Regions from separate parts of the Homo sapiens genome. Here region 2 is linked to region 1. Evidence: chromatin loops called from intact Hi-C (ENCODE). Cell type or tissue: psoas muscle. All regions are shown on one strand. Links, peaks and the distances in the headings refer to the core of each region. The heading gives the core; the rest is flanking DNA.

The links. Hi-C counts contacts between places; a loop is a spot of excess contacts. Peaks named below come from ENCODE experiments on the same cell type or tissue, not always from the same donor. Only the 100,000 strongest peaks of a DNase experiment are listed, where the experiment ranks them.
Region 2: a loop joins it to region 1, with 2.4 times the contacts of the local background. A loop is called at or near these places in 2 of 110 quality-filtered maps.

What each region holds. Positions count from the first base shown.
Region 1 is chr15:42,373,301-42,389,056 of GRCh38, forward strand. It overlaps CAPN3 (calpain 3), which reads left to right. Exons shown (of 24, transcript NM_000070.3): 2 at 11,183-11,252; 3 at 12,867-12,985; 4 at 14,453-14,586; 5 at 15,628-15,756. It overlaps LOC105370794 (a long non-coding RNA gene), which reads right to left and starts at 12,731. Exons shown (of 3, transcript XR_932178.3): 1 at 12,666-12,731; 2 at 12,403-12,519; 3 at 11,247-11,857. RefSeq lists enhancers at 11,186-11,741, 12,236-13,435 and a silencer at 11,428-11,610. In psoas muscle, for the core only: a CTCF peak has its summit at 12,382; DNase peaks (open chromatin) are centred at 12,372 and 13,083; H3K4me3 peaks cover 1,233 bases; H3K27ac peaks cover 8,000 bases.
Region 2 is chr15:42,449,347-42,465,375 of GRCh38, forward strand. It overlaps ZNF106 (zinc finger protein 106), which reads right to left. Exons shown (of 22, transcript NM_001366845.3): 4 at 7,612-7,812; 5 at 425-2,608. Among named protein-coding and RNA genes, the nearest start is that of ZNF106, 34 kb to the right of the region's middle. RefSeq lists enhancers at 7,985-8,817, 8,818-9,649. In psoas muscle, for the core only: no CTCF peak of the experiment used is centred there; DNase peaks (open chromatin) are centred at 7,815 and 8,195; H3K4me3 peaks cover 5,238 bases; H3K27ac peaks cover 7,902 bases.

The sequences.
Region 1 (15,756 bases), core at 7,757-15,756:
CTCAGGTCTGGGATGGGCCCTGGGAATCTGTATTTTCAACTGGCAGACCAGATGATTCTGATGCATGAAGTTCAAAGATCACACTTTGAGAAGCACAGAGTAGACAAAGGCCATCAGGCATTCATGAGCAGACAGGGAGACTGGGTGTCCTCCTAGCGGGCAAGCTGCCAGGCCTGAGTTTCCTCCCATGTCAGCTCCCTGCTCTTACATTAGAGCTGCCTATTTAAGCACAGTGAAAGTTGAAAAGGCTGGGCTTTCTTATGAATATAATTCCCACATGACACACATTCATCTGCTTTCCCCATCCACCACATTCTCTGCCCTAAAGGTCCTGAATTTGCAACAGTGGATATCTGCTCACTGCCACTGGGACCTACTCTAACAGGGACTTCCATCTGCAGTCAAGTTACCTACCCTCTGCATCATTTTCACAGATGAGAGTCCCTAAATGACTGGTCAAGGTCTTTGAGGGGTGGGCCAGGGACATCAGGAGTGTGAAGGCGTCATTACCCCCAAACAATGGCATGGAGCAGATTCCTCCTATGCATTCAGTAGCCTGTATAGGATTAGTATATCAGAAGGCCCCATGCTATAGCCCTTTGATCACCAGTGTCAAAGGCATGAACATCTTTTGCTGAGACAAAGTAAGCCTCTCTGTAACTATAGTAATATTTTCTTTTTAGAGGAAGAATCCCAGCAAAGGGTGATGAAGGTTCCCTAAAGGTCCTCAGACCACTGCGGTCTGTCCTGAGGCTGTCCTTGGAACTCTCTCTCCCCTCCCTGGCTCCCTCTCACAGAGTTGCCCCTAGACCACGGGCTCAGGGGCCTCCAGTCAAAGCTGCTGACTCTGACCATGCATGGTGCTGCTGAGGGTGGAAGAGCTATATTAGGCTCCAGGCCATTCACAAGAGGATTAGGCGTGGACTGAGGGTGCAGTGGGAAAGAGGCAGCAGGGAAGGCCCAGCTCTACTCCCAGAGCATTCGCCATGCCCTACCTGCTGTCAGGATTCTTCTGTGACTGTGTGATCCAAGAGAGGGACAGGAGAAATGGAGAGGGCACCATCGCACAGCCCCTCAAGTTTGAGGGGCAGGATTTTGTCGTTCTCAAAGATGTCTGGCCCAGAAGTGCCTCTTTGAAGATTGTGTGTTCCTAGCAGGTGTTCAGGCCCTGGCCTCCCATGAGCTGAGCCACAAAACCAAGATTTAGGCCATCACATGGAAAAGGCCAAAGGTAGGGATGGAGGGGATGGGACTTCAGGAGCCAGCTCTTGGGGAACAAGAAGCCAAGTGATCCAGAGCCTGAGGCCATGGATCCCTCCTCTGGGCAATTGACTTATCAAGGGTCTCTTTATCCAAAATACCTTTCTGCTCCTTCCTGAAACTGGAGATGTTATTTTCTATTCCTGAGCTAGAGATTATTATAATACTTTATGGGTCCCTGAAATCGTAAATATTTTTAGGGAGCTAATGCATTGTAATCGAATATCATGTCTCTTTTTTTTTTTTTTTTTTTTTTTTGAGAGAGAGACTTGCTCTGTCACCCAGGCTGGAGTGCAGTGGCTTGATTATAGCTCACTGCAGCCTCAACCCCCCAGGCCCAAACAGTGATCCCACTTCACACCTCAGCCTTCCAAGTAGCTGGGACCCCAGGCATGTGCCACCACATTTTTATTTGTTTAAATAAAAATTTATTTATTTATTTATTTATTTATTTATTTATTTATTTATTTATTTATAGAGATGGGGCCTCACTATGTTGCCCAGGCTGGTCTCAAACCCCTCGGCTCAAGCAATCCTCTTGCCTAGGCCTCCCAAAGTGCTGGGACTACAGGCAAGATCCATTTCACCTGGTCTCATGTGTCTTTTTCAGAGCAGGTGTTTTGGGGTGGGAGAGTAGAGTGGTTAGAAGTACTAAGGCTCACAGTTTCCGGGAGAGTTCTGTGGAAGGTGGTGAACAGTAAAGAAATGGAAGGATGGAGACCTGCCTTCTTAATCTTTCACCTAAGGCTTGTTCATTCATGTGCTGTCGCTTCTGTTTAAACAGAAAGGTCCGTGCTGAGCAGCCAGACTCCTTACGGGATGAAGCAGTTTGTGTCAGGCTACCTTATGGCGCAACCGAGAAGCCCCTTGTGTCAACTTGAGTGGGTGAAAGTGCTTGGGAGTGTGTAGCACAAGGCCCTTCTTCCTGCTTGGAGAGGCTCAGAGCTCCAAAAAGGGTTCACTGCATTTAGAGCAGGCAAGAAACTCTCTAGACCAGTAGGCTCTGAGGAGGGCATATACAGCCCAGTAGATCTGCAAGATGATCCATTGGAGTGGATGAAAAAACTATTAGAAGTATTTATATCTATTTTTTAAATAAACTGTAAATTTCAGAATGGTTTTAGATTTACAGGAAAAAATTGTGAAGATGGTACAGAGTTCTCATATACCTTGCAGCCATTTCTTCCTATTACCAACATCTTGCATTAGTACAGTACATTTGCTACAATTAAATTAGCCAGTGTTAATATATTATTATTAGCTGAAGTCCATACTTTTCCTTAGTTTTTTGTCTGATGTCCTTTTTCTGTTCCAAGATCCCACCCAAGATATGACATTACATTTAGTAGTAACGTCTCCTTAGCCTTCTCTTGGCTGTGACAGTATCTCTGCCTTCTCTGGTGTTTTATGACCTTCACAGTTTTTTAAAGAGTACTCGTCAGGTATTCTGTAACATAATGACCCTCAATTGGCATTTGTCTGCGGTTTTTCTCCTTATGGGCTTAAGGGTTTGGGGGAGGAAGACCACAGGGTAAAGTGCCGTTTTTGTCACATTATATATCAAGGATGCGGGCAATAAACATGCCTTCTCATTGTGGTGTTGACCTTGGTCATGTGGCTGAAGTAGTGCTTGTCAGGTTTCTTTACTGTGAAGTTACTTCTTCCCCTCTTTTCATACTATACTCTGGAAGCAAGACACTAAGCATAAGCCCATACTTAAGCAAGGGGGAATTGTGCTCTGCCCTCTTGAGGGCAGAGAATCTGCATCAATTATTGGGAATCATTCTGCATGGGAGCTTTGTCTATTCTCCCCATTTGTTTATTTATTCAGTCACTTGTTTATATCAATATGGACTCATGGATCTTGATTTTTATTTTAAGTCGTAATCCAATACTGCTTTATTTTGTTGCTTAGGTTGTCCCAGCTTTCTTCACTGGGAGCTCTCAGTTGGCTCCTGTGTCTATTTAACATACCCTAATTGTTTGTGGGTTTTTTTTTTTTTCCTTGAGCACTTTCTTACTTTCTGGCACTACCAGCTCATAATGTGTATCTCCTGCCCCAATCCTAGAATCAGTCATTTCTCCAAGGAGCACTGGTTTCTTTTATTGAAAAAGGTATTAGATATCAAGATCTGGTTGCTAAGTCTGCTCATTGCTACCGGAGTGTGATTGCTTCTGTTCCTCTCAGCTTGTAGAGAAAGGAGATATGTGTGTGTACTAAGCCAGCTGTATACACATATCTATAATATTTCTATGTATAACCATCTCACATATCTGTAAATATTTCTATATAAAGCCATTTGTATCTATACTAAGCTAAACATGAGTTCACACTGACATAACTAAATATTTCTTGGCTTAGTGTGTTAATATAAAAGGAATATTTTTAAATTTCGAATTCCAGTTGTTCATTGCTGGTATATAGAAAACTAATTGGTGTTTATATACTAACTTGGAATCTTGCAACTGAGCTATACTCACTTATTAGTTCCCAGTGGATTTTTTTGGGTCATTTGTTTGGAATTTTCTACATAGACAATTGTGTCATCTGTAAATAAAGATAGTTTTTTTTTTGTTTCCAATATTTATATCTTTCATTTCTTTTTCTTATCTTGTTGCATTAGCTAGGACTTCCAGTAGGACACTGAATAGGAGTGGTACAGGAGGACATCTTGCTTTGTTCCTAGTCTTAAGGGGAAAGCATCTAGTTTCTCACCCTTAAGTATGAAGTTAGCTGTTATTATTTTTGAAAGTGGATGATCGTTACCAAGTTGAGGACATTCTCCTCTCTTCCTAGTTAGCTGAGAGGTTTTTTTAAATCATGAATGGGTGTCAGATTTTGTCAAGGGCATTTTCTCCATCAATTAATATGGTTATATAATTGCTTTTCTTAGCCTGTTGATGTGGTAAATTACATTAATTGATTTTTGAATGTTGAACAAACCTTGTACCTCAAATAAATCCCACTTGGTCATGGTGTCTGTTTATACATTGTTGTATTTGAGTTGCTCATATTTTGTTGAGGATTTTGCTTCTATGTTCATAACAGATATTGGTCTGTAGTTTTCCTTTATTAGAGTATCTTTTACTGGCTTGCATATTAGGATAATGCTGGCCTGATAGAATGAGTTAGGAAGTGTTCCCTCTGCTTCTATTTTATGGAAGATATTGTGGAAAATTCATATTATTTCTTCCTTGAATATTTGGTAGAATTCATTAGTGAAACCATCTGGTTCTGGTGCCTTCTTTTTTGGAGGGTTATTAATTATTGACTCAATATTCTTGATAGGTATAGTGCTATTCAGATTATCTAATCCTCGAATGAATTTTGGTAGCTTTTGTCATTCAAGAAATTTGTCAGTTTCACCTGTTATCAAATTTGTGAGCATGGAGCTGTCCATATATTCCCTTATTATCCCTTTAATGTCCAAAAGTTCAGTAGTGATTGCAGGAGTCTGTCCTGCAGACCCCAGCTCGTGCGACGGATGAATAACATACCAAGACACCAATATTTAGTGAAAGAGCAGCTAGGGGTCCAAGCCGCTCACAGATACTAAGGAAGGTGCTGTGAAGAGTCAGCAGCCACGGCCCTGACTAGCTAGCCCTGTGGGCATTTATTTAGCACAGTTTTAATGACAAAGGCTTTGAGTCAACACACCTGTGGGTAATTAATCTGGTTGCCCCCACCCCGGGGGGAGCTATCCTGCCGTGAGTGATCAAAAGTTAGTTTTAGGACCACATGAGTAAACAAGCTCTTTAGATAAACTCCTCTACATTCCTATGTATCTGTGCCCTAAGCTATTAAGTGGATTCGGCTGCCTTCAGCCAAACACTTTATGCAAACCTCTAGGCCTTCCAAGAGGGTTTGTGTTTATATCCTATAAATTCATCTTAAAATTTTTGCCACCAGCCTGACTGAACTCCCAAAAGTGATAACCTCTCCTTCATTTTTAATATTAGTAATTTGTGTTTTCATTTTTCTTGTTTAGCATGGCTAAAGGTTTATCAATTCTATTGATCTTTCCAAAGAACCATTTTTGTTTTCATTGACTTTCTATTGTTTTCTTGTTTTTTATTTCATTCATTTCTGCTCTGATTTTTTATTGTTTCTTTTCTTCTGCTTGCTTTAGGCTTAAGTATCTCTTCTATAGTGTACTAAGATGGAATATTGCTTATTGATTTTTCTTTTCTTTCTTTTCTAACTTATGCATTTAATGCTATAACTTTCCCTTTAAACACTGCTTTTGTTGCATCCCACAAATTTTGATGTTATATTTTTATTTTCACTTAGTTAAAAACATTTTGTAAGTTCTTTTGAAATTTCTTCTTTGACCCTTGTGTTATTTAGAACTGTGTTGTTTGGTTTCCAAATAATTTGGGATTTTTCAACTATCTTTTTGTTATTGATTTCGAGTATCATTCCACTGTGGTCTGTGAAGACACTGTAGGCTTTCTATTCTTTTAAATTGGTTGCCGGACGCAGTGGCGCACCCCTATAATCCTAGCACTTTGGGAAGCTGAAGCAGGTGGATCATGAGGTCAGGAGTTCGAGACCAGCCTGACCAACATGATGAAACTCCGTCTCTACTAAAAATACAAAAATTAGCCAGGCATGGTGGCATGCATCTGTAATCCCAGCTACTCAGGAGGCTGAGGCAGGAAAATCGCTTGAACCGGGAGGTAGAGGTTGCAGTGAGCCAAGATCGCACCACTGCACTCCAGCCTGGGTGACAGAGAGGGACTCTGTCTCAAAAAAAAAAAATTGGTTAAGGTGTGTTTTATGGCTCAGAATGTGTTCTGTCTTACTGACTTGTTACCTATGAATTTGAGAAAATGGTTTGTTCTGCTATTGTTGGATGTAGAATTCTATTAATGTCAATTTGATCCAGTTGGTTGATAGTGTTGTTCAGGTCAACAATATCCTTATTGCTTTTCTGCCTGCCTGCTTGATCTATAATTACTGAAAGAGAGTGTTGACATCACCAACTATAATACTGGATTTGTCTATTTCTCCTTTCAGTTCTATCACTCTTTGCCTCATGTATTTTGACACTGTTGTTAGGTGCACACACATTTAAGATTGTATGTCTTCTTGGAAAATTGACCAATTGACCTTTTCATCTATATGTAATGCCTCTCCTTATCTCTGATAATTGTCCTTGTTCTGAAGTCTGCAGTTTCTGAAATTAATACAACTCCAACTTTCTTTTGATTATTGTTAGCATGATATATCCTTCTTTATCTATGAGTTTTTATATTTAAAGTGGGTTTCTTGGCCAGGCATGGTGGCTCACGCCTGTAATCCCAGCACTTTGGGAGGCCAAGGCGAGCACATCACCTGAGGTCAGGAGTTTGAGACCAGCCTGGCCAACATGGTGAAACCCCATCTCTACTAAAAATACAAAATTAGCCGAGCATGATGGTGCATGCTTGTAATCGCAGCTACTCAGGATGCTGAGATGGGAGAATTGCTTGAAACCGAGAGGCGGAGACTGTGCCATTGCATTCCAGCCTGGGCGACAAGAGCGAAACTCTGTCTCAAAAAAATAAATAAAGTGGGTTTCTTGCAGACAACATATAGTCGAGTCTTGTTTTTATCCACTTTCACAGCCTTTGTCTTTTAATTGGTGTATTTTGATCATTCACATGTAAGTGATTATAATATAGTTAGATTACTACCTACATGTTTATAACTGATTTCCATTTATTGCATTTGTTCTTGTCCCTGCCCCTTTTTCTGGCTTCTCTGATTTAACTGAAAGTTTTATATTTTATCCTATTTTATCCTTTTACCTCTTCTTTTTTGTCTTTTTTTTTTTTTTTTTTTTTTTTTTTTTGAGACAGGGTCTGGCTTCTGTCACCCAGGCTGGAGTGCAGTGGTATGATCTTGGCTCACTGCAACCTCTGCCTCTTGAGCTCAAGCAATCCTCCTATCTCAGCCTCCTGAGTAGCTGGGACTACAGGTGCATGCCACAATGCCAAACTAATATGTTTGTATGTGTGTGTGGGTGTGTGTGTATGTGTGTATGTATATATATGTATGTGTATATATATATGTATGTATATGTGTGTGTATATATATATATATGGCCCCATTCTTCTCAGCTTCATGGAGTCTTGGCATTCCTGTGACACAGTTCAAACGGGGTCTCTCCCCCCACCTTCCCCATATATATATATATATATATATATTTTTTTTTTTTTTTTTTTTGTAAAGATGGGGTTTTGCCATGTTGCCCAGGCTGGCCTCAAACTCCTGAGCTTAAGCAGTCTGCCCACCTTGGCCTCCCAAAGTGCTGGGATTACAGGTGTGAACCACGGCACCCGGCCTTATCTCCTCTCTTGGTGTATCAATTATATTTATTTTTTCAATTCTAGTGGTCATGCTAGAGTTTCCAGTATACGTTTTCAACCAAGTCCACCCTCAAATAACACTATACCATTTAGTTTGTACTCTAGGTACTTTATAACAGAGAACAAAGTATTACCATTTCCTTCCTTTCTTTGCTTATGACATTACTGTCATTTGTTTCTCTTATCTGTATGCTATAATTGCCCAATACATTGTTTTTATTATGATTTAACTAAGTTACCCTTTAGATTAAGAATTTAAAATCAAGATTTTATTTTATCTTCATTTATTTATTTCCTCTCCAGTGCTCTTCCTTTCTTTATGTGGGTCCAAGTTCCTGACCTGTATCATTTTTCTTCTCCCTAAAGAACTTCTTTTAACATTTCTTGCATGGCAGGTCTGCTGGCAATGAATTTCCTCTACTTTTGTTTGTCTGATTAAGCTGCAGAATAACAATATTAATAATATCACTACCAAAATAATTCCTGAAAACAGTTTACAGTCTTTCCATAGGCTTTCTTCTTTCTCCTTTGATTTAAAATGGTTTTAAATAGTTGTTCATTGCCCGAACACTATAGGCAATATATTACATACTTTACATCCTCCCTTTAATCATCAGGTACTTTGTTGGGTTTTTGTTTTTTCTGAGACAGAGTCTCACTCTGTCGCCCAAGCTGGAGTGCAGTGGTGCGATCTTGGCTCACTGCAACCTCTGCCTTCAGGCTCAAGCAATTCTCCTGCCTCAGCCTCCCGAGTAGCTGGGACTACAGGCATGAGCCACCATGCCTGGCTAATTTTTGTATTTTTAGTAGAGACGAGGTTTCGTCATGTTGGCCAGGCTGGTCTCGAACTCCTGGCCTCGTGATCCGCCCACCTCAGCCTCCCAAAATGCTGTGATTACAGGTGTGAGTCATTGCACCCGGCCATCATGTAATTTTAAATCTACAAATAACGAAATACTGACTACTTATTCTCAGTCCTTATGTTAGTGTCCTTCTATACCTGGTTGTCTGAAGGTTATTCTCTAGTATATTCCTCAGGAAGAGCTCGTGGGAACAATATTCCCTGAATTCTTATGTATTAGAAAAGTTTGCCCACATCCCTTATTCTTGAAATGAATAAAGGAAGTCATATTGTATATACATCCTTGGTTCACATTTTCTTTCCTTGAGCATCTTAAATATACTGCTCCAATTTCTTCTGGCATAAAAAGGCCTTGCTACTGGAAAGTCTGATAATAATCTAATGTTTTCCCCTTAAAAGTCACTTGTTCTTTCTCCCTAGATGTCCAAACAATGTTTTTTTTTTTCTTTGAATCCCAGTAATTTTCTAGAATGTATATTCATGTTGGTCATTCTGGGTCAATATTCAATTTGCCCTTTCAATCAATATGTAGTATTAAATATGTGTTTTTATTTAAGGAAAAATATTTTCAAATTATAGTGGGGTTTTTTGTTTTTGTTTTTGTTTTTTTGAGACAGAGCCTCACTCTGTCGCCCAGGCTGGAATGCAGTGGTGCAATCTTGGCTCACGGCAATCTCTGCCTCCCAGGTTCAAGCGATTCTCTCACCTCAGCCTCCCAAGTAGCTGGGACTATAGGCATGCGCCACCATGTCCAACTAATCCTTTTAATCTTTGTAGAGACGGGGTCTCACTATGTTGCCCAGACTGGTCTCGAACTCCTGGCCTCAAATGATCCTCCCACCTTGGCCTCTCAAAGTGCTGGGATTACAGGTGTAGGCCACCACACCTGGACAATATTATTATTTCTTATGGTTCATATTTCTTAGTATCTTCATAACATTCAAGGTTCATATTTCTTTATGGTTTTGGTTTTTGTCCTTAGGATATATTCCAAAAGGGATAGACAGCCAAAATGTTACATTTTAAGTGACTTGAAGTAATTATTTTTCTGTGAATGGTTATGCAGTTAGGTCCCTTTGCTTCGGTTTGCTTTCAGCTTTTACAGATGGCTTTTTAAAATAATTTTTTCTTTAATTTTGGCTCTTAATTATTTAAAACTTTACATGATTCCTAAGTCAAAACTATTTTTAAACAGTTATATTCAGAGTTCTACTTCCATCCCTATTTCTACCACCTTATTCCTTCCCTCCCCATATAGGTAAACGTTTTTGAAAACGATTGTTTTGGTTTATCCTTCCATTCCACTCAGAGTTGCAGATGGGACGCATGCTGTGGGGTGTAGCATAAGCAAGACTTTCCATCTACTAGGAGTATACACCCCTGAGTGCAGGAGCTTCAGCTCACTTGGGTATATTGGGTTGTTGTGATGGGGGTTGGGGGAAGGTGGAGAGAGAGACCCTGTTTGAACTGTGTCACAGGAATGCCAAGACTCCATGAAGCTGAGAAGAATGGGGCTAAAACCAGATCACTAGCCTGGCGCGGTGGCTCACGCCTGTAATCCCAGCACTTTGGGAGGCCAAGGCTGGCAGATCACTTGAGGTCAGGAGTTCGAGACCAGCCTGGCCAACATGGCGAAACCTCATCTCTCTCTACTAAGAATATGGAAACCACCCATGGTGGCACACATCTGTAGTCCCAGCTACTCGGGAGGCTGAGACAGGAAAATTGCTTGAACCTGGGAGGCAGAGTTTGCAGTGAGCCGAGATCGCGCCACTGTACTCCAGCCTGTGTCGCCCACTGCACTCCAGCCTGGCGACACAGTGAGACTCTGTCTCAAAAACAATACAAAACACTGAATCTATATTTTATTTATTTTTATTAATTTATTATTATTATTATTATTTTGATTCTCCTGTCTCAGCCTCCCAAGTAGCTGAGATTACCTGTCACCACGCCTGGCTAATTTTTGTATTTTTAGTAGAGACAGGGTTTCACTATGTTGGCCAGGCTGGTCTTGAACTCCTGACCTCAAGTGATCCACCCGCCTTGGCCTCCCAAAGTGCTGAGATTACAGGTGTGAGCCACCACGCCCAGCCGACACTGCCCTAACTCTCAAGTTGCATCCTTACTCGAATAGTATGACAGTGTGGGAAGCAGCATGGGACAATGTAAAAAGGAGGCATGTTTCTGGCTTCTGCTACTTACTAGCTGTGTGTCTTTGCACGAGTTTCTTAACCTCTCTGGGCCTCAGTTTCCTTATCTGAAAAATAACAATGATAGTATTCCCTTCACAGGGCCAAATGGAATACTATCAGGAACACTACATAATGGAACTCAATAAATAATAGCTACTGCGGCCGGGCGCGGTGGCTCACATCTGTAATCCCAGCACTTTGGGAGGCCGAGGCGGGTGGATCACAAGGTCAAGAGATGGAGACCATCCTGGCCAACATGGTGAAACCGTATCTCTACTAAAGATACAAAAATTAGCTGGGCATGGTGGCGCATGCCTATAGTCCCAGCTACTCGAGAGGCTGAGGCAGGAGAATCACTTGAACCCCGGAGGCAGAGGTTTCAGTGAGCCAAGATTGCACCAGTGCACTGCAGCCTGGCGACAGAGTGAGACTCCGTCTCAAAAAAATACCTATCTATCTATCTGTCTATCTACTGTTATTCTTACCTGGTCATTTCCTTTTTGTTTCACAGGAAATTTGCGAGAATCCCCGATTTATCATTGATGGAGCCAACAGAACTGACATCTGTCAAGGAGAGCTAGGTAGGAAAGTGCCTCAGGTCAGATCCTGCCAGATGATCAAGGGGTGATTACAAGGTGTGATCCCCTTCCAGGAGGTAAAGGGACAATCTGTGCTTGCTTCCAGTAACTTTTTGGAAGATTTTTTATAACAGTTGCTTTATGGTCGTTTATCTACATGCTGGCGATTGCTTCATTTCCTCCTACATGCCTCTTTAGCACTCTGCCATGCATCACAGGGGGTATCTGCATCCTGTGGCCTCCTCTCCAGTATCTCAAGGACACTTACATACCCCACTCAGCATGACAAAAGCCCTGCTTTTCACTGTATCGTCTTTCTTGGAAGACAGCTCTGTGACTGTGCACCAAGCATGCCCCTTGGGCATGGAGATTCTAGATACACACACAAAAGGCATCGCCAAGGAAAGCACTTGTAACTGGAACCCTTGTTTAAATTGCCCCAGCATAGCTCCATCTTAAAAGAGTCTTTCCACAAAGATGGCATCCGCCATGTGGATGAGCATCCAATTTTCTCTTTGATTGGTTAGCTTGACTGCTCCATCTGATCTTCCTCTCTCTCGACCTCTTGTTCAGAAAGTATTGTCTTTGGTGTGGACTATAAGCAAGCTCTGTGAAGTAAAATTGGAGAGAACACCAACAGAAACAATTTAAATTTGAGGAAAAGGGGGCACCTAAGACCAAAGGAATTTGGCTTATTTCATTCCAGAAGGGGAGGCTGAGAATAAATCAGATGAATATCTGGGTTCCTGCACCTGAGGGAAGGCTTCCTGCAGAGCCCTGGGCATAATAATCTGGGACCTTCAAACCAATAACCTCTTTCCAAGGAAAGACTGGCTGCTTCCAAGGAGGGTAGGGGAGAGTGGCTGCAGGCAGCTCTCAGTCTCCCCTGCACACTCTCAGTTGCATTTCACTTAACCCATCCTCCTTAGAAGGCAGCTCTGTGACCAGGTACACCCCCTATTATATATATATATACACACACAGAGAGAGAGAGAGAGAGAGAGAGAGAGAAAGAGAGCAAAGTGTTACCTCCAACTACATACAGTACTCTGTCAGAAAAGAGGTTCAGAGAATAAGAAAACGTCCCGAGCTCATTCCGTTGCCAGCAATGTCTTACTGCCCCCTATAGACGGGTTCCAGGGCAGCTGCCTACCTGGCCTTCCTTCCAATACAAATCATCTTGGTGGATGGTTCTCTGAGGCTCAGTCTTCGCTGAAGTCAGAAGAGGAATTGGACTCACATTGCAAAGGCACAGGGCAGGGCAGATTTCCTACAGGTGTTAGGAAGAACAACCCAGTTATGATCACCTACTGCTCTGTCTCCATTGAGGCCTAAAAAGGAAGTGAGTTTATACTGCAGTTGGAGGAACTGCCTGCAGCCTTGAGGAAAATGTCTAGTCACAAGGGAGTAAGTTACCTGTTGATCATATTGTCAAGGAATTCCTGTCCAATTCTCCTTCCCTGGGTTGACACCTCTGTAAGGTCAGATCTGGAAGTAGGAGAGTGGGCACCAAGGGAGTCCCCGTTCAGGGAAGTGGAGTGGCTGGCTGGGATTGGGGCTTTTTCTTCCCAGGAGGAGCAGGAGTGCTCACGATCTGTGCCCTGTGTCTGCCTGCAGGGGACTGCTGGTTTCTCGCAGCCATTGCCTGCCTGACCCTGAACCAGCACCTTCTTTTCCGAGTCATACCCCATGATCAAAGTTTCATCGAAAACTACGCAGGGATCTTCCACTTCCAGGTGAGGTAATGAGAGTGTAGTTAAGAGGGCCAGCGGCAGGCCACCCACCGCTGGTCTCCTGGCCTTGACTTCCCAGAAGCTGGAGGAAACTTCCCACCCATCTACCCGCAGCGGCAACAGTCGGCATGGACCCCCTTAAGGCTTCAAGCCTGGGAGGAAGCAGTTGCTTATCTCTGGCTCCCTAATCCCTCCCCCACCACCTTCCACTATGTCCCAGAAAGACAGGAAGACATCCTGTTTACTGTGGGTCTATTTTTGTCTTTGCAGCTGTCTGGCTGCTTTTATTGCCTGCAGCCCTTCTCAAGTAGGTCCCTAAGATATTAGCACTGTGACACCACAGGACCCTTCAGGTTGTACAGGAACCCCTGTCCAGGGCTCCTGTATACTTCTTCCTCTCTAAGGCATGGCGGTACCAAGGCTATCACTCCTCTCTTCCAAGCCCTGGAAGAAGAGTCTGCTTAACCTGGGGATCAGGCTTCTTGTTTGCCCTAGAACTGAATCTGATGGTTCTAGAATCCATCCAGCTACTGGAAATTTTCTGGGTCCCAGTCACCTTGGCATAGAGCTGGTGCTAGAGCAGAACCAAACTGAATTCTACCTGTGAGGGTCTCGTAGCTTCCGGGATGCTGGGGAGTCAGCCTGTCTCCAGCTTCAAAGGCTCCCTCATGTCCCAGGATGACCCACATTATCAGTTCTTGCTCCCCGGGTCTTGCACCTCAGCACGGAAGGCCTCAGAAAAGGTCTGTCTCCAGGCTCAGACTCCCCCTCCTGCCGCCTTGGGAACATGGCATATTTAAAGGGTCTCAGATCTAAAGGGCCTTACATACAAATATCAGATAGATTTCTGTTCTCATTTCAATGAGGGAGAAAGTGCCATTGAAAAGGAGACTAAACCACATTTGGCCCTTTTCAGTTCAAACTGATTCATTCAAAAAAGAGCGACATCCAAACTTGAAATGATTGAACAATGTTCCTGCTACAGCTAGAATAGATTCTGGGTCACTTTGTTCCTCCGTTTCAATCCTTGTTCTTCAGTTTGGCATCAAGAAATACCTAAATCAGCACAGTGCCTTCACTGCATAGTTCCCAATCCTGGCCACATTGAATCAGCTGGGGGCACCTGAGAGTGCTGACACCCAGGCCCTGCCCCAGACCTGCTGAGCAGGAGAATGAAAATCTTACATCCTAAGACACTCATGGAGCACCTACTCTACCCATTACTGGGCTGGACTCTGTGGAAGACATGAAGTATATGTAACTCACTTCCAGCTCTCAAAAAGCACCCAGTCCAGTTAGAGACAGATTTACACACCCCAAACACAAAATAGGATGAACAGGCACCCAGATGCAGAGTCCAGGAAATGATGCTGCTTTGGGATTCAAGAACCCCCTGAGGAATGTGGAGGAAGGACACATTTCCTAACAGTAATTTGAGTATGTGACTCTGTGCGTGACGCTTCTGTGCAGTTCTGGCGCTATGGAGAGTGGGTGGACGTGGTTATAGATGACTGCCTGCCAACGTACAACAATCAACTGGTTTTCACCAAGTCCAACCACCGCAATGAGTTCTGGAGTGCTCTGCTGGAGAAGGCTTATGCTAAGTAAGCAACACTTTAGAATGTGAGGTGGGGCTAGAGGTGAGAAAGTGGGTTGCAAAATCCAGCCGAGACCTCACTCACAGGAAGAGGCATGTGCCTCTATACGTGCATATGTGTGGGCATGCAAGTCCAACTGTGACCCAAAGTTAGAGATCAGTTCCAGGCAACAACAGCTCTAACTAAAAACATTAAATTTAAGAGTAGAAATGAAGATTTGCATAGAAGACCTTTAGCTTTAGCTTACCATAGCGAGTTCTTTCATTGCACCTCCATGGTGGCATTGCAAGTCTTGGATCAGAGCATTGTATCTCTGGAGCTCAGATCCCAGGGTCTCGCTTGGCTCAACCTCATGTGCTTATAGCAGATTTATAAAGCCATGTTGTCTCTCAACTTAAAAGCTCCACCCCAGATGCTAATAATGGATTTTTTAAATTTTTTTGAAACAAGGTCTCACTCTGTAATGCAGGCTGGAGTGCAGTGGTGCAGTCACGGCTCACTGCAGCATTGACCTCCTGGGTTCAAGGTGCTCCTCCCACCTCAGCCTCCCAAGTAGCTGGGACTACATGCGGGCATCACCATGCCCAGTTAATTTTTGTATTTTTTTGTAGAGACGGGGTTTTGCCATGTTGCCCAGACTGGTCTCGAACTCTTGGGCTCATGCAATCCACCAGCCTTGGCCTCCCGAAGCGCTGGGATTGCCGGTGTGAGCCACCACACCGGCAGCTGCTAATGGCTTTAATGCAGCCCTTCCTCAACGTTCAGGATGTAGTGGAAAGAGCTCTCAGGAAGTGGGGATAGCTGGGTTTCAATCCCAGTGCTTCTGGCTCTCTGTGGTCTTGGGTGGGTCACTTAGCCTCTTGAGCTCAGTTTCTTCATTATGAAGAAAGGGAATCATTGTTTCCATCCCATGAGCTCATAGGGTTAATGTGGAATTGATGAAAGAACATCACAGCATCCAAGAGGTAAAGTTCTGGTGGCAGTGGTACCTGGGTTTTGTTCCCTGGAACTCTGTGACCCCAAATTGGTCTTCATCCTCTCTCTAAGGCTCCATGGTTCCTACGAAGCTCTGAAAGGTGGGAACACCACAGAGGCCATGGAGGACTTCACAGGAGGGGTGGCAGAGTTTTTTGAGATCAGGGATGCTCCTAGTGACATGTACAAGATCATGAAGAA
Region 2 (16,029 bases), core at 3,512-11,511, 72 kb after region 1:
ACTATTCGTAGGTTCTAAGTAAAAGGTAATGAGAACAGTTGTATTTAAAAGTTATAGCACGCATTCCAAAATTAAGATCTAGAAAAAGACAGAGATCTATAGCTCTACATTTTTATGCTGTCATTTTCTACCCCTATAAAGTGACGGATTTTACCCCTGTAAAGCCATGACTTTTTTCCTACGTCACCACCTTGTTTCTCAAGTAGGTGTGCTTCCATTTTAACCTGCACTCTCTGCTAGGAAATACTTTATTCCATCTGTCATAGAGTATCAGTCACTATTTGATATTAAATCAAGACATCTACAACAGATATTGTTGGCAAACATTTAATTAAATGAAACACGTAGAATTCTCTTGATCAGGGTCAAAGGGTTACTTTAAAAGAAAGTGAGGAAAAAAAAGACACCGAAAAGCAGCACACACCTGGGTAAGCCTTTGCCCAGCTCTTGCTTTTTCTTGGTTACTTGCTGAATGACCTGTTCCCAGTTGACATTTCTCCGAGATGCATTTAGAATCTGCCGTAGGGTTGGCTTGAGCCCAGACTCCTTCTCTGTCTCACTCTTTCGGTGACCGCTAATATTGCGAATGCGGCGGGCACTATTGAGGTTTGGCTCAGGAAGGTGTACTCCAGTTTTGCTCTTCAAACTAATGTGCCGGGTTAGATCCCTCTGAAGTGAGGCAGGAAAGCCAAGCTTACTTAGTTCAGGCAGGAGAGGGCCCGAGGGCTGACTGATGTCACTTTTTTGAAGCTCTGCATCCAAGCTAGCACTCTCAAAGCCTTCTGTTTCATAAGATACATGAGATTTAATAGAGTCATCAACCTGTGCATCTTCTAGAGAGGTTTTCAAGTCTAGCAATAAGCCAGGGTGTGGACTGGCTGCAGATGTCATTTGTAATTCAGATTCTTTCTGGCGAACTATGGGATTACATGGGGAAGTGGATAGCTCTCTAGAAGTCTTCAGGATGCGGTCATCCTCCTCTTTCTCATCAGCAGTTCGAGTGCTGCCAGATAACAATTCTGTAGTTGCAGAACCTAGGGTTCCAATTTTTGTTCCATGCTTTTCCGTGTCAGATGTCTCTCCATCACTTTCATCTTCTAGTGCGTGCACTTGAAACTCAATTTTCAAAGACCCTTTTTCAGATTCTTCTACATTTCTACTTGCTTTTGCATAGTTCCTGGTACTTTTAGAAGTGCTAAGAAGTGGATTTTGCAATGACTCATGACACTGTAGCACCTCTTTGGCCTTTCGTAAAGTATCATTTAAATTATCACCAGATTGCTTTTGAGAGCCAAATGTACTTTTATTCCCTTTTAAAACATGAGGACATGAACTACGCAGTTTGGATATGTAAGGACCATGGTTATCTTCCACAGTGGGCTTGTTCGAGGGATTTGAGTGTTCTCCAGGGGAAAAAAAATTTGTTTTGGTGTTTTTTGAGATATTCTTTGGATCTTGCTTTTGAGACAATGATTTAGTGGCTGGACATGGAAGGAGTGGGGATTTCAATGATGGCATTTTATTTGGTGTATGCTCTTGTTCAGGTTTTTCTGCAGTGGGGCACTGTCTCACCACCTCGAAGGAAGCAGCGGAATCAGAAGAGGCCTTGTGATTAAGAGATCCAGTATGTATTTCTTTTTGTGTTTTCTGTGTTGGGGAATTACGTGTTTCATCAGTTTGGGGCTCCTGTATTCCTGTAGTTATCAAGCTAAAATCAAAGAGAGGTTTCTCTATCATTTCTGACTTGTTACCAGTGATGTCTTTCAATCCCGACTGTAAATCCAGAGTCTTCTGAGAAGGGTAAGGCGTCCAGCGACGAGGCTTTTCCCTTGCCGCACTGCCATTCTTTCCACTAACTTTGGAAGTAGCAGTGTCTGCTTGTTTAGTGGTTTGGCTTTCCAGCTGCTCAAAATTGAAGTCGAGTAAGCCTTCTGAAGGAAATTTATCACTTGTAAATCCTTCAGAAGGACCTCTATATGTGGCAACTGTACCAAGTTTGTCATTTTCTTGCCGCTGCCAATTATATCTGTCGTGACTGTATTTGTTTGACTTATTAGATTTCTTGTTCCATAGCATAGTCATGTCTTCCATTTGACAGTTAGAATTTCTGTTTCTGCCTGGTTGAAATTTGTCTCCAGGGCCACTGTAATTCCAATTATTTGTACTACGTACACTGGATTTCCAGTTTCCGTTACTGTTGTTCATATGCCAACTGGAAAAGCCACCTGTTCCTTCAGAAAGCCAACTGGAATTCCTTCCTGTACCATTATGATTCCAATCTACTGCTCCACTATTTGAAAGCCAACCACCTCCAGAATTACTATGGTTGTGAAACCAAGTCGAGGAGCCTCCTGCAACACCCTTATGCCACCCGGAACGTCCTCTTGGTCCACCACCATTCCTCAAAGAATGTGGAAAGCTGTTTTTCCTAGTATTATTAAAGCCATCTTTTTCCCATTTCCAATCCCGCTGTGGAGGTCCACGATGATGCCATGCAGGCTGACTGTAACTCTCTCTGTCTTGGTAAGGAATTCGGTCTTCTCGTCTCCATTGGGGTCGTCTGTCATCAGAGTTTATTTCTTGGTTGCTATTGGAAGGTTCATCTTGTCTGGAAGAAAAACAGTTTTTCATTAGCGATTTAAAGGAATTCCTATGCTACCTTGAAAGGCATAACCCACCAAACTTCCCTTGTACTTTCCTCCCGTTACTTAGAATATGTAACCGAGTCTGGTTTTATATCTAATAGTGGTTGTTTTCATATCTTTAAATGATATATTTAAACGTATATTCCTCAACTTATTAATTTAAAAATAAAACATTTTAAATTACTTAAATTTCAAGTAATTACAACCATCTCCCCCATCACTCAGAAATATTAAAAATTTGGCACATTTGGCCAGGTGTGGTGGCTCACATCTATAATTCCAGCACTTTGGGAGGCCGAGGCGGGCAGTTCACTTTAGGTCAGGAATTCAAGACCAACATGGCCGACATGGAGAAACCCCATCTCTACTAAAAATACAAAAATTAGCCAGGCGTAGTGGAGCACGCCTGTAACCCCAGCTACTCGGGAGGCTGAGGAATGAGAATCACTTGAACCCAGGAGGTGGAGGTTGCAGTGAGCTGAGATTATGCCATTACACTCCAGCCTGGGTAACACAGTGAGACTCTCTCAAAAAAACAAACAAAAATTTGGCACATTTATATTCCCTCCCTTTCTTGGTCTTGTTTTTCTTGGCATGTTCTGAGATTTTGTCCCTATCATCCAATTATTATTTTTGTATTATGCAGGTTTTTTGGAAAAAGAACAAGTATATTTTATAGCTATAGTTATCTTTTTTTTTTTTTTTTTTTTTTGAGACAGAGTCTTGCACTGTTGGCCAGGGTGGAGTGCAGTGGCACAATCTCAGGTCACTGCAACCTCTGTCTCCCAGGCTCAAGCAATTCTCCTGCCTCAGACTCCCGACTAGCTGGGATTACAGGCATGCGCCACCACACCCGGCTAATTTTTGTATTTTTAGTAGAGACGGGGTTTCACCATGTTGGCCAGGCTGATCTCAAACTCCTGACCTCAGGTAATCCACCCACCGCGGCCTCCCAAAGTGCTGGGATTACAGGGGTACAGGCTTGAGCCACTGCGCCCGGCCTAGTTATCATATTTAGTACAATTTTATGTTCAGCTGCCCTTAATACCATGATTTTTCCAGTTGTAGGTTCTTTCTGAAAAACTCCATTTCTTAACCTATTTTAAATAAGATGATACTTTGCATGGTTATTTTTATTAATAAACACTTTGTCCAGTACCCATTCAATAACTGTTAGTGGTATAAGAAGACTTTTATGTACAGTTCCAGTTTGTGAAGGCCTTAGAACCTAGCTGAGACAGTAAGGTCACAAACAGGAGGAAAATAGCATATACCAAACAAGTAGTAACCATAATATGTGCTATAAGGAGCTTCATGAGCCAGAGGTTTTTAAAAAGAAACTACAGCTGTTTCATGTTCATGTCAGACGAGGAGTCCACAGAAACATGAATAAGCTTCAGTAAGCATCACAGCAATAGGTGTAAAAACCATTTTCTTCTACAAACTGCCTATGGTGTGCATGGGCATGGTGCTTAGCATGTGGTAAGTGCTCAAAATACTGAGTACTGCTAGCTAAAATTTACTGAGTACCTGAGTGTCAGGCATTTAATGCTAAGCACCTTATATAGATTATCTCACTTAGTTTTTATAATCCTGAGGCAAGTATTTTTTTTTTTTTTTTGGAGATGGAGTCTCGCTTTGTCGCCCAGGCTGGAGTGCAATGGCACGATCTTGGCTCACTGCAACCTCTGCCTCTCGAGTTCAAGCGATTCTCCTGCCTCAGCCTCCTGAGTAGCTGGGATTACAGGCTCCCGCCACCACGCCTGGCTAATTTTTGTATTTTTAGTAGAGACGGGGTTCCACCATGTTGGCCAGGCTGGTCTTGAACTCCTGACCTCGTGATCCGCCCACCTCAGCCTCCCAAAGTGCTGGGATTACAGGCATGGCATGTATTCTTATTATTCCTACTTTATAGATGAGAAATTGAGCAGTAGAGAGAATACATAACTTGCCTAGAATAAGATAGCCAGAAAGCAGTAGAGCAGAGATTTAATCCTTGGCAATCTGACTCCAGCCAGAGTCTATACTCTTAACCACAGGCCTTCAGAGAATCAACATCTCAAAACAAAGTTTCCACATTTAAGTTCCTTCCTCTGACCTTGACTTAAAAATCTTAAACTCAATACTGACTTTAATTGGCTTTAAAGGCTTTCAATGTCTATGATATTTTGGACACAAATTGGAACTTCTTCCTTTTTCACAAGACGGAATTTAAAAGTCTATTTAGAAGTTCAAACATCCACTCATATTATATAAATTACAATCATTTCTAAACAGGAGACTCTTTAGAAAGTAACAAGTATTATTACATGCAGTAGCAGAATTTTTTTATAACCATTAACCAAATTGCCTTTATCTTTTGATTCTATGCAATATGCAACTTCTGGCATCCAAGGAGACCACTGACTCAGCTATACTGATATGATCAGAAATGGGAGAACTGGGGGATAAATAAATCACAAAGTAGAATTCCTAGATCATCATGAATTGGCTAGATTCAGAAGATAGGAGCATTCAGCTAAACCCATAGACCAGAAAGAATAATCTAAGTTAAAAATTCATGAAGGAAAAAAGAAAAAAAAAAATACTCCTGAAGAAGTAGATGATTTTGTCCAGGTGTGGTGGCTCATGCCTGTAATCTCAGCACTTTGGGAGGCCAAGGTGGGTGGATCACTTGAGCCCAGAAGTTCGAGGCCAGCCTGGGTGACATGGCTAAACCCCATCTCTACCAAAAATAAAAATAAAAAAAAAAAAATTAGCCACGCATGGTGGCGATGCATGCCTGTAGTTCCAGCTTCTCGGGAGGTTGAGGTGGGAGGACTGTTGGAGCCTAGGAAGTTGAGGCTGCAGTGAGGTGTCATCGTGCCACTGCACTCAAGCCTGGGTGACAGACCGACACCCTGTCTCAAAAAAAAAAAAGAAGTAGATGATTTTATAAATAGGTCATCAAGGAGGCACATCAAAAGACTCAAAAAATAGTAACTATGATACAAATGTCTAATCTATTCTGACTTAATGTTTAATTATTTACACAGATAAAGCTAATAATGGCACTAGTATGTAAGAACAAAATAGAAGTCTCCCAGAGGCTCCAACTGCCTAAAGCAGGATAAAGTAAACTGCAACTATATTAAAAGTAATGAAAATGTCATTTGAAGGACTAAGCTACTAAATGATTTAAGAACCATGTGGTTTGAGTGTCCCGTATCTGAAATGCTTGGGACCAGAAAGGTTTTGCATTTCAAACTGCTTTGGATTTTGGAATATTTTTGCATATACATAATGGGATATTACGGGAATGGGACCCAAGTCTAAACATAAAATTCATTTATGTTTCATATACACCTTTTATACACAGTCTGATGATAATTTTAGGTAATATTTTGAATAATTTTGTAAAATGAAATGAGGTGTGGAATTTTCCACTGGTGGCCTCATGTTGGCACTCAAATGTTTTGGATTTTGGTGCATTTTCAGACTTTGGATTAGGGATGCTCACCCTTTACTGATATTTTAAGATGAAGAAAGTCTCCTTCAAGGAATTGTTCAAAAAACTTTTTTTTAATTTTAATTTTTTGTTGTTGTTATTACATAGATAAGGGCTTCCTATGTTGCCCAGGCTGGTCTTAAAGCCCTGGCCTCGTCTCCTCATGCACCAGGACAATAGGCCTGAGCCACCGTTCCTCCCGGCAAAAAAACTTTTAACATATAGAGTAAAAACAACTTCCTTTTTATAGTTAAGCCTCTGACTAAAAAGGAGGTACAGACGGGGTATAACTAGTATTCAAAGAAGAATCTTTAAATTTTTATTTTAGAATCTGAAATGATTCTCTTCATGTTCTGGGACTTAAAAAATTATCCCACCTCATAAGTGCTTCTCTCTCTCTTTCCCTCACATTGAAAATTTCTACCTCATTAATTAAACTCTTTTTAACAAATTTTATAATTAAACTCTTTAGACCAGAAAGCAGTAAGGTAAAAACATAAATGCCTAATACCTGAATGTATAAATGTAGGTATGAAATTATGCAGTACAAATTAGAAAATTTATATTGCTTAAATTATCTTGACACTTATCAAAAAAAATTTATTCAAGAAAGCACTGTGGTAGTCACTGGGGATTCAAAGACAAAAAGATAAATCAAATTTGGCAGAAGCAACACGTTAATTCACACCAGTCAAAAAATATTTTCCTAAGAAATGTTATTTGGCAGTAAGACTATACTATATACTATAGACTACACTGTTATTTTGGCGATACGACTATACTATATACTATACGATTTATACAATGAAGCTTATATTCTAACACCTTTCCACTGGAAAATTTAAACGCCAAATAAAAACTTATTGGTATTCAAAAGATTTGGATACTGGACAGGTACGGTGGCTCACGCCTGTAATTCCAGCACTTTGGGAGGCTGAGGTGGGCAGATTGCTTGAGGTCAGGAGTTTGAGACCAGCCTGGCTAATGGGGTTAAACCTCGTCTCTACTAAAAATGCAAAAAAAATTAGCCAGGCATGGTGGCAGGCATCTGTAATCCCAGCTACTCAGGAGGCTGAGGCAGGAGAATTGCTTGAACCCAGAAGGCAGAGGTTACAGTGAGCCAAGATCACACCACTGCACTCCAGTCTGGGTGGGTGACAGAGTGAGACTCCATCTTAAAAAAAAAAAAAAAGATTTGGATACCAATAAAGCCATTCTCAACATAGTTACCAACATGGCAAAAATTTCAGATATGTAGCTACAGCTTATGTAGGAACAATACTAAGTTTGCTTTTTTAAGAAGATATTACAGTAGTTCAAGAAAACATTCCATTGCCCTTTGATTAGTAAGACAACAACCTCAAGCTAAACTTTATACCTAAGTTTAAATGCCATGGGCTGACCAGTACAAAGATATAAAATATATTCTCTGCTGTGTTCTGTTATAGATAGGCTTTTTTTAAAAAATCAATTACTTACCGACTTTGTTCTTTCCTTTGTTTTATTAACTGAATGAGTTCCTTGTCAAAATAATCTTCTTCCTCTTCCTCTCCTTTTCCATCATCTTCTCTTTCCTGGGCATCAACGTTATCTTTGTGCAACTGGCCAGAAATGTGCTTTGCATATGCAGAAAGACCCACTTCTGTGACCCCGCACACTCGGCACTCATGACTAATGTCCCTAGGGAAAGAGGGAGATGAGGGACATTCAATTCTCCCCACTGGCATGGCACACTCACCAGATCTGTTATTGTTTCCTCTGAAGGACACTGCACACTTTGGCACAGTGAAAAATTAGTGCTAATTAATTTCAATGCTCCTTTCATCACTTTTAATAAGTTTGTTTATAAGTTACTTTTGAAATGATTTTAAGATTCTTTTCCAGCAATCAAGAGGCAATAGACTTCAGATAAATGTCGTTTAGGAGGAGAAATCTTCTTGAATTGCTGTACTTAAAATCTTGTCAGAGGAAACATGGTGAAAGGGGAGGCAGGGCAGGGGGCTCAGAGCAAGCAGAAGTTGCTCTGGAGCACACCCATGGTGCCAGCTGCACTCAGAAGGCCTGGTGACAGCGCTTACATTTAATCTTTAGTCTAGAGCTTTCTTCCAGTGAAAGTTAAGGGGTGGAAACAAGAGTAGGTGGCGCAGCCAATCCCAAGTCGGTAACTAAATCGGAACAGCTGGAGCTCTGCCTGGAATGTGAGGATTCCGGACCCCAGGAGTAGTCCAGGCAAACTTTTTTGGTCTGGATGATACATGTGATCTACATTCTGCTTCAGAAGGGCTTATTTTAAAGGGAATGGAAAGCATTTCAGTTGTAGGAAGTTAACAGCTGTGCCAAGCAAATGTGTTTTCTCAAGTTTCAGAAAATGCTACAGTTGAGAGAGATGCAAAACCAGGTTTTTAGTTAAACTAGGCAGACTTTTTTGCTTTGTTTTGTTTTTTTACTTTACATACTTCATGCAAATCTCACTTAGCCAGTCTTCAGAAGCCAGTCTTGAATCAGTGTCCACAGCTGTAGCAGATCAGTAATTTAACTGCTTTTTAGCTTCTGGAAATCCCTTGACTGGGTCAGCTGACTATGCAGTCATTTATGAGAAACATCTGAACACCATAGTTACAAGACAGCAGTATCCATTCAACAATCCAAATTGGCTTAACTCTGTATCATGTGTCCTGGATTTAGACTAGTTATATTTTTGCACTTCCTATGCCAATCTATTAAAAAAAAAACCAACAACCCAAAAGGACATGCCGTCTTTGTCCAGACAGAACACATACACACACGTGCACCTCTGTTCCATCTTTCCCTCACAAATACCTAACTAGACATAGGCAGAATTTACATCAACCAGAAGAGACCCTCAAAACTGGGCACTTCATTTACTAGAGGACAGTTACTGTTACAGATCACCTGAATATTCATTCAAGGAAAAAAAAAAAAAAAAGGCCGGGCTTGGTGGGGCTCACGCCTGTAATCCCAGCACTTGGGGAGGCCAAGGCGGGCAGATCATGAGGTCAGCAGTTTGAGACCAGCCTGACCAAAATTGTGAAACCCTATCACTACTAAAAATACAAAAATTAGCCTGGTGTGGTGGTGTGCACCTGTATTCCCAGCTATTCGGGAGGCTGAGGCAGGAGAATCGCTTGAACCCAGGAGGCAAAGGTTGCAATGAGCCGAGATTACACCACTGCACTCCAGCCTGGGTGATAGAGCCAGACTCCATCTCAAAAAAACAAAAGAAAAAAAAAAACAACACCTTACCAAAAAACAGCTAAATTCTAGGTGTGCTGTTTTTTGGTAAGGTGTTTTCTTTTTTTTTTTAAATGAATATTCAGGTGACCTGTAACAGAAACTGTCTTCTAGTAAATACTTAGCATAGACACTCTTGTTTAGGGTGACAAAGTTTAAACACTCAAACAATGCCCAGTAAGTTTAAAAAAACAACACTGTTCCTTATTTTGTAAGGATCATGGAGAAGAGCTCAGAAAAACTGAGAAAATTTGCAAGTTTTCACTCTTTTTTGACTTTGTAACCTCAAATACTGACATTTTTAAGATTCATTTTAATGTGCTCTGACCAGGTTTCCTAAAAATATCAATACCTGATTACCCAGAATATCAATATTCTAATTCCACAGGTACTTAAATACATTATTTTTACTGAGGGTTTTCAACTGCACTTACTACATTTATACACTTAAAGAATAATCTTCGGCCAGGCGTGGTGGCTCACACCTGTAATTCCAGCACTTTGGGAGGCCGAGGCGGATGGATCACCTGAGGTCAGGAGTTTGAGACCACCCGGGCCAAACTGGTAAAACCCCGTCTCTACTAAAAATACAAAAATTAGACGGGCATGGTGGCGGGCACCTGTAATCCCAGCTACTCAAGAGGCTGAGGCAGGAGAATCGCTTGAACCCAGGAGGCAGAGGTTGTAGTAAGCTGAGATCGCACCACTGCACTCCAGCCTGGGCAACAGAGTGAGACTCCGTCTCAAAAAGAAAAGAAAAAAAGAAAAAAGAATAATCCTCAACTTTCTCCAGTTTACCAGGGATACCGATACTTTTCTCTCAAGCAATTAAATTGATGGTAGCTCATTCCAACTGAACGTTAATAACAAGCTGTTTCTCAAAGCAACACACAAAGAAGTTAATTATATAAATCTATCACAATGGGCAGCATCAGAACAGTCTGAGGACTATAACAAATCTACAATATCTCATTTACACTATAAACATTCCAATCAACTCAATTTTCCAGTTAGAAAATCTTTTTGTTGGCCAGGCGCAGTGGTTCAAGCCTGTAATCCCAGCACTTTGGGAGGCCGAGGTGGGTGGATCACGAGGTCAGGAGTTCGAGACCAGGCTGGCCAATACGGTGAAACCCCATCTCTACTAAAAAAAAATACAAAAATTAGCCAGGCATGGTGGCACACGCCTGTAATCCCAGCTACTCAGGAGGCTGAGGCAGGAGAATCGCTTGAACCTGGGAGGTGGAGGTTGCAGTGAGCCAAGATCACTCCACTGCACTCCAGCCTGGGTGACAGAGTGAGACTTGGCCTCAAAAAAAAAAAAAAAGAAAATATTTTTGTCTTAAAACTCTCTAAAACTATGGAAAATATCTTAGCCTACTTTTCTACCTAAAAGCTCATAGAATGCTAAACTGAATATTGCAGTACCAGAGACATCTTTCTATTGGGGACTTTAGTATAATCCCTAAAAAGTATTTTAAAATAAAATCCATGATTTTATCCTTACTTCTAAAATGCAGAGAATCTGTCTAATGCTCAAACTATCAAAACCCCTCGCTCTTAAAAGACACAACTAGAAAGCAATACTGACTTTCCAAAATATTAAGGAATGTCGTATAAAGTAGGCAGAACTTAACTGTTAAAAATAAACATCCATAATCGTAAACCCACACACCCTGCAACCCCCAAAGCACAAACATATGTTGGATTCTTAACAGTGGAACATTTTCAAACCATTTTGCAATCCTAGTGAGAAAGAATATAACCATAGTTCCAAAATTATTTGACAGAGAACAAATCAGAGACCCTGCCCAGAAGGGCATACGCAATAAGTGCAGTATAAAAGTTAACACTAGCCAGGTGCCCACGCCTGTAATCCCAGCACTTTGGGAGGCCGAGGCAGGCAGATCACCTGAGGTCAGGAGTTCAAGACCAGCCTGACCAACACGGAGAAACCCCGTTTCTACTAAAAATACAAAATTAGCCGGGTGTGGTGGCGCATGCCTGTAATCCCAACTACTTGGGAGGTTGAGGCAGGAGAATCGCTTGAACCCAGGAGGTGGAGGTTGCGGTGAGCCGAGATTGCACCATTGCACTCTAGCCTGGGCAACAAGAGCAAAACTCCGTCTCAAAAAAAAAAAAAAAATTAACACTAAAAATAATTTTTCAAAAACCAAATCCCTAACATTTTTCTTATAAATAAAATCCAGTTTAAAATAGAAACTTTGCAAGAAACTTCAAAAAAAAACTTTATAAGAAACTTCAAAAAGAGAAACTTCAAAAAGTGTGTAGGGGTAATATGGTTACCTCCACACACATCTGCGTTTTCAGGAGATGTGGTTATACTACCCTGTTCTTTCTCTATGTAGCCACATCTTCTGAAAATTCAAGTGTGTGTGGAGTAAGCATATTACCTCTATTACCTCTGTTCTCTACACAACAGGCATTCATGCTTCAACATAGTGTTTGGGAAACCATGTTTTAAAAGCCTAATAGCAAGTTAATATTTTAATGAGGTTACTTGATAATTATTTATTAACAATCAGTTAAAATACTTACTATACTGTGTGAATAAATAAAATAATCACGGGGGAAATGTACAGCTTTGCTCCTTGGCTAGCAAAGGCAATAATTTTCCTTAGGGCATTTAAAGGAGGGCCTAAATTAGCTTCATCCTGTTACCACACAATTTCCTCTCATGTGTGAAACACAAAGTCTTAAGATACTCTCTCCATAAGCTTTTCTTTATTAAGCTTGCTCTAACTACCCGACAACAGCTGCTGAATAAATAAAGGTTTGTGCCTTTTTAATAGTCTCTATCTGGAGATGTTACTTACGGCCCACACATCTGAAGAAGTATATTAGGAAAAAATAGGGAAATGTTTCACATGTCCACAGCCATGAACCAAGTAAGACCAGTTACTTATTGCTTATTCAAGCTTGCTGCAAAGCCTAAGTAACACATACTTTGCAATTCTTAACCAGATCACAACCAAAAACTGTAGACACAACTATAAAGAGAAAAAGAAAGTCTCAGTGTCAGAAACCCAGTAGTTAAAAATGAAATCCAGAGGAAATAATCACAAACTCAGGATAACAGGGTAAAGAAATAATGACTGATAATTATTTGTCCCTATGGTACAAGCTGGTGAAGACCGTCCTTACAGTAAATGCTCCAAGTCCGTAAACAATTTTTGAGATTTTATGGGGTTTTCTATAATTTTGTAAGCTGGTTTTTCTTGCTACCTGTTTGTCTTCTCTCTTATATGTAACATGATTTGTTACAGGTCAGGAACACTATATCCAATATGTGAGTAAATAAGTACTAAAGGCTATCCTCTAAAGAAAATGAGTTTGGGTGCGAAACCTGACATTCCCATTGGCAGCTCAGGGAGGCTTTTAGTGCCTTTTTCCTAATTATTTTACTGTGATCCACATAATTTAAAATGGTAGATAAAATCTCCATAGCACAGTGTAGTTGCATGGGTGGAAAAGAACACATTACAGAACAAAACATAAATGACAATGTGGTTCATTAAGTTAACATCACAAAACAAAATGTGTATCTATAAATATAAATGTATAGGCCAGGCGCGGTGGCTCACGCCTGTAATCCCAGCACTTTGGGAGGCCGAGGCAGGTGGATCATCTGAGGTCAGGAGTTCGAGACCAGCCTGGTCAACATGGCGAAACCCAGTTTCTACTAAAAAGAGAAAAAATTAGCCGGCATGGTTGCGCGTGCCTGTAATCCCAGCTACTTGGGAGGCTCAGGCAGGAGAATCGCTTGAACCAGGGAGGCAGAGGTTGCAGTGAGCCGAGATCACACCATTGCACTCCAGCTTGGGCTACGAGTGTGAAACTCCGTCTCAATAAATAAATAAATAAATAAGTACGTAAATACATAGAAAGAGGTCTGGATAGGATACGCACCAACCATTGAGTCTCCTCTAAGAGAGAAATAGGATTTAGAGGGGAAAGGGGGGTGGAGAGAAGACTTTTACTTTTTAAACAACTTTTTATGATTCTGTATTGATTATAAACACGAGTCTTATGTGACCAAACTTGGTTTTGTTTTGACAGGGTCTCACTGCCACCCAGGCTGGAGTGCAGTGGCACAATCATAGCTCACTGCAGCCTCAAACTCCTGGGCTCAAGGGATCCTCCTGCCTCAGCCTCCTTAGTAGCTGGACTACAGGTGCAACCCACCACACCTGGCTTTTTTTTGTTTTGTTTTTTGTTTTTTTTTTTGTAGAGACAGGGGTCCCACTATGTTGCCCAGGTTGGTCTTGAATTCCTGGGCTCAAGTGATTCTCCTGTCTTAGCCTCTCAAAGTGCTGGGATTATAGGCACGAGCACCGCGGCCGGCCCAAACTTTTAAAAATGTTTTAAATGGATGATTAGTGACGTCTGAAATAAATGAGGCATTAATCTTTGAATGCAATGGGCTTCTCTCCTACAGACTAGATTTACTGACCTTGTTTGTTTTGTTTAATGATATAGTGCATATGGGTAGGGTGGCAGGTAAGTCACCCATAATAAAATGAACTCTAGAAGGAAGTCTGTTGAAAATGGGATTTTTAAGTAAAATACTCCACATAATCAAAAGTTGACTGCATTTCATAGATTCTGAATGTTAATGACATAGAGATCATATATATTCAAGGTATTATGATAAGGGCTTCTGGCCATGCAGAGTGGCTCATGCCTGTAGTCCCACCACTTTGGAAGGCAGAGGTAGGAGGATCAGCTAGAGCCCAGGAATTCAAGACCACCCTGAGCAACAGAGTGGAACCCTGTCTTTACAAATAATAAAGGCCAAATGAAAGACAGAGTGGAACTCTGTCTTTACAAAAAATAAAGGCCAAATGAAAGACAGAGAGGAACCCTGTCTTTACAAAAAATAAAAGCCAAAAATAAAAGCCAAAAGGGTGTGGTGGCACACGCCTGTAGTCCCAGCTACACAGTAAGCTGAGGTGGGAGGATTGTTTGAGCCCAGGAGTTCGAGGTTGCAGTCAGCTGTGATCGTGCCACGGCACCCCAGCCTGGTGACAGAGTGAGTGAGACCCTGTCTCAAAAAAGTATATATTAAAAATAATAAGGGCTCCCCATACTAAAATTGAGTGAGTGACAGTCTCCTTTATATTGCTGCTAAGACCTAACCTTCACATAATAAGAGACTGGGGGCAGGGAAAAATTCCACTAATAGGCTAAAGAGATGCTGAAAGTTTAATAACACATTAATTTGCCCACAGAATTTTAAACTGTAGGTCACAAAAAAATAAATTTCAAATGACCTAGGTTGACATCCTGATCAAAACTTGTAACTACTGGCTAGGCATGGTGGCTCACGCCTGTAATCCCAGCACTTTGGGAGGCCGAGGCGGGCAGATCACAAGGTCAGGAGTTCAAGATCAGTCTGACCAACATGGTGAAAACCCGTCTCTACTAAAATTACTAAAATTAGCCGGATGTGGTGACGCACGCCTGTAATCCCAGCTACTCAGGAGGGTGAAGCAGGAGAATCGCTTGAACCCGGGAGGCGGAGGTTGCAGTGAGCTGAGATAGCACCACTGCACTCTAACCTGGGCAACAGAGTGAGACTCCGTCTCAAAAAAAAAAAAACAAAAAACCACAAACTTGTAACTATTATTCATGGGATAAGATATAATTCCTATTTCCTAGGTTCCCAATGTTCCTCCATCTATCTTGTTTCCAAACTTCAAATTGACAGAAGTCAAATACATCAAAATAAATCACAAATAGACCAAAGACATGGAATATACACATGCTACTTTTTTTTTTTTTTTTTTTTTTTTGATACAGGGTCTGGCTCTGTCACCAGGCTGGAGTGTGGTGGTGTGATCTTGGCTCACTGCAACCTCCACCTCCCAGGCTCAAGCATCCTCCCACCTCAGGCTGATGAGTAGCTGGGACTACAGGCACATACCACTATGCCCAGCTAATTTTGGGGGTTTTTTGTGGGGCAGGGGATAGAGACAGGTGATATGGTTTGGCTGTGTCCCCACCCAAATCTCACCTTGAATTGCAATAATCCTCACATCTCAAGGGTAGGGCCAGGTGGAGATAACTGAATCATAGGGGCAGTTTCCCCCATACTGTTCTCATGGTAGTGAATAAGTCTCAGGAGATCTGATGGTTTTATAAATGGGAATTCCCCTGCACAAGCTCTCTTGCCTGCTGCCATGTAAGATGTAACTCTGCTCCTCATTCACCTTCTGCCATGATTGTGAGGCCTCCCTAGCTACGTGGAACTCTGAGTCAATTAAACCTCTCTTCTTTATAAATTACCCAGTCTTGGGTATGTCTTTATTAGCAGCGTGAGAATAGACTAATACAATGGGGTTTCCCCATATTGTCCAGGTTGGTCTTGAACTCCTGGGCTCAAGCAATCTGCCTGGCTCAGTTTTCCAAAATGCTCGGATTACAGGCATCAGCCACTGCACCTGGCCTACATTTCATTTTTTAAAGGTGTCCACTTATTAGATTTCCTTTCCTTAAACATCTCAAGCTTCAAATCACAGAATAGCATCCTTCTTTTTTTTTGAGACAGGGTCTCACTGTGTCACCCAGGCTGGAGGGCAGTGGCACAATCACAGCTCACTGTAGCCCTGACCTACCTAAGCT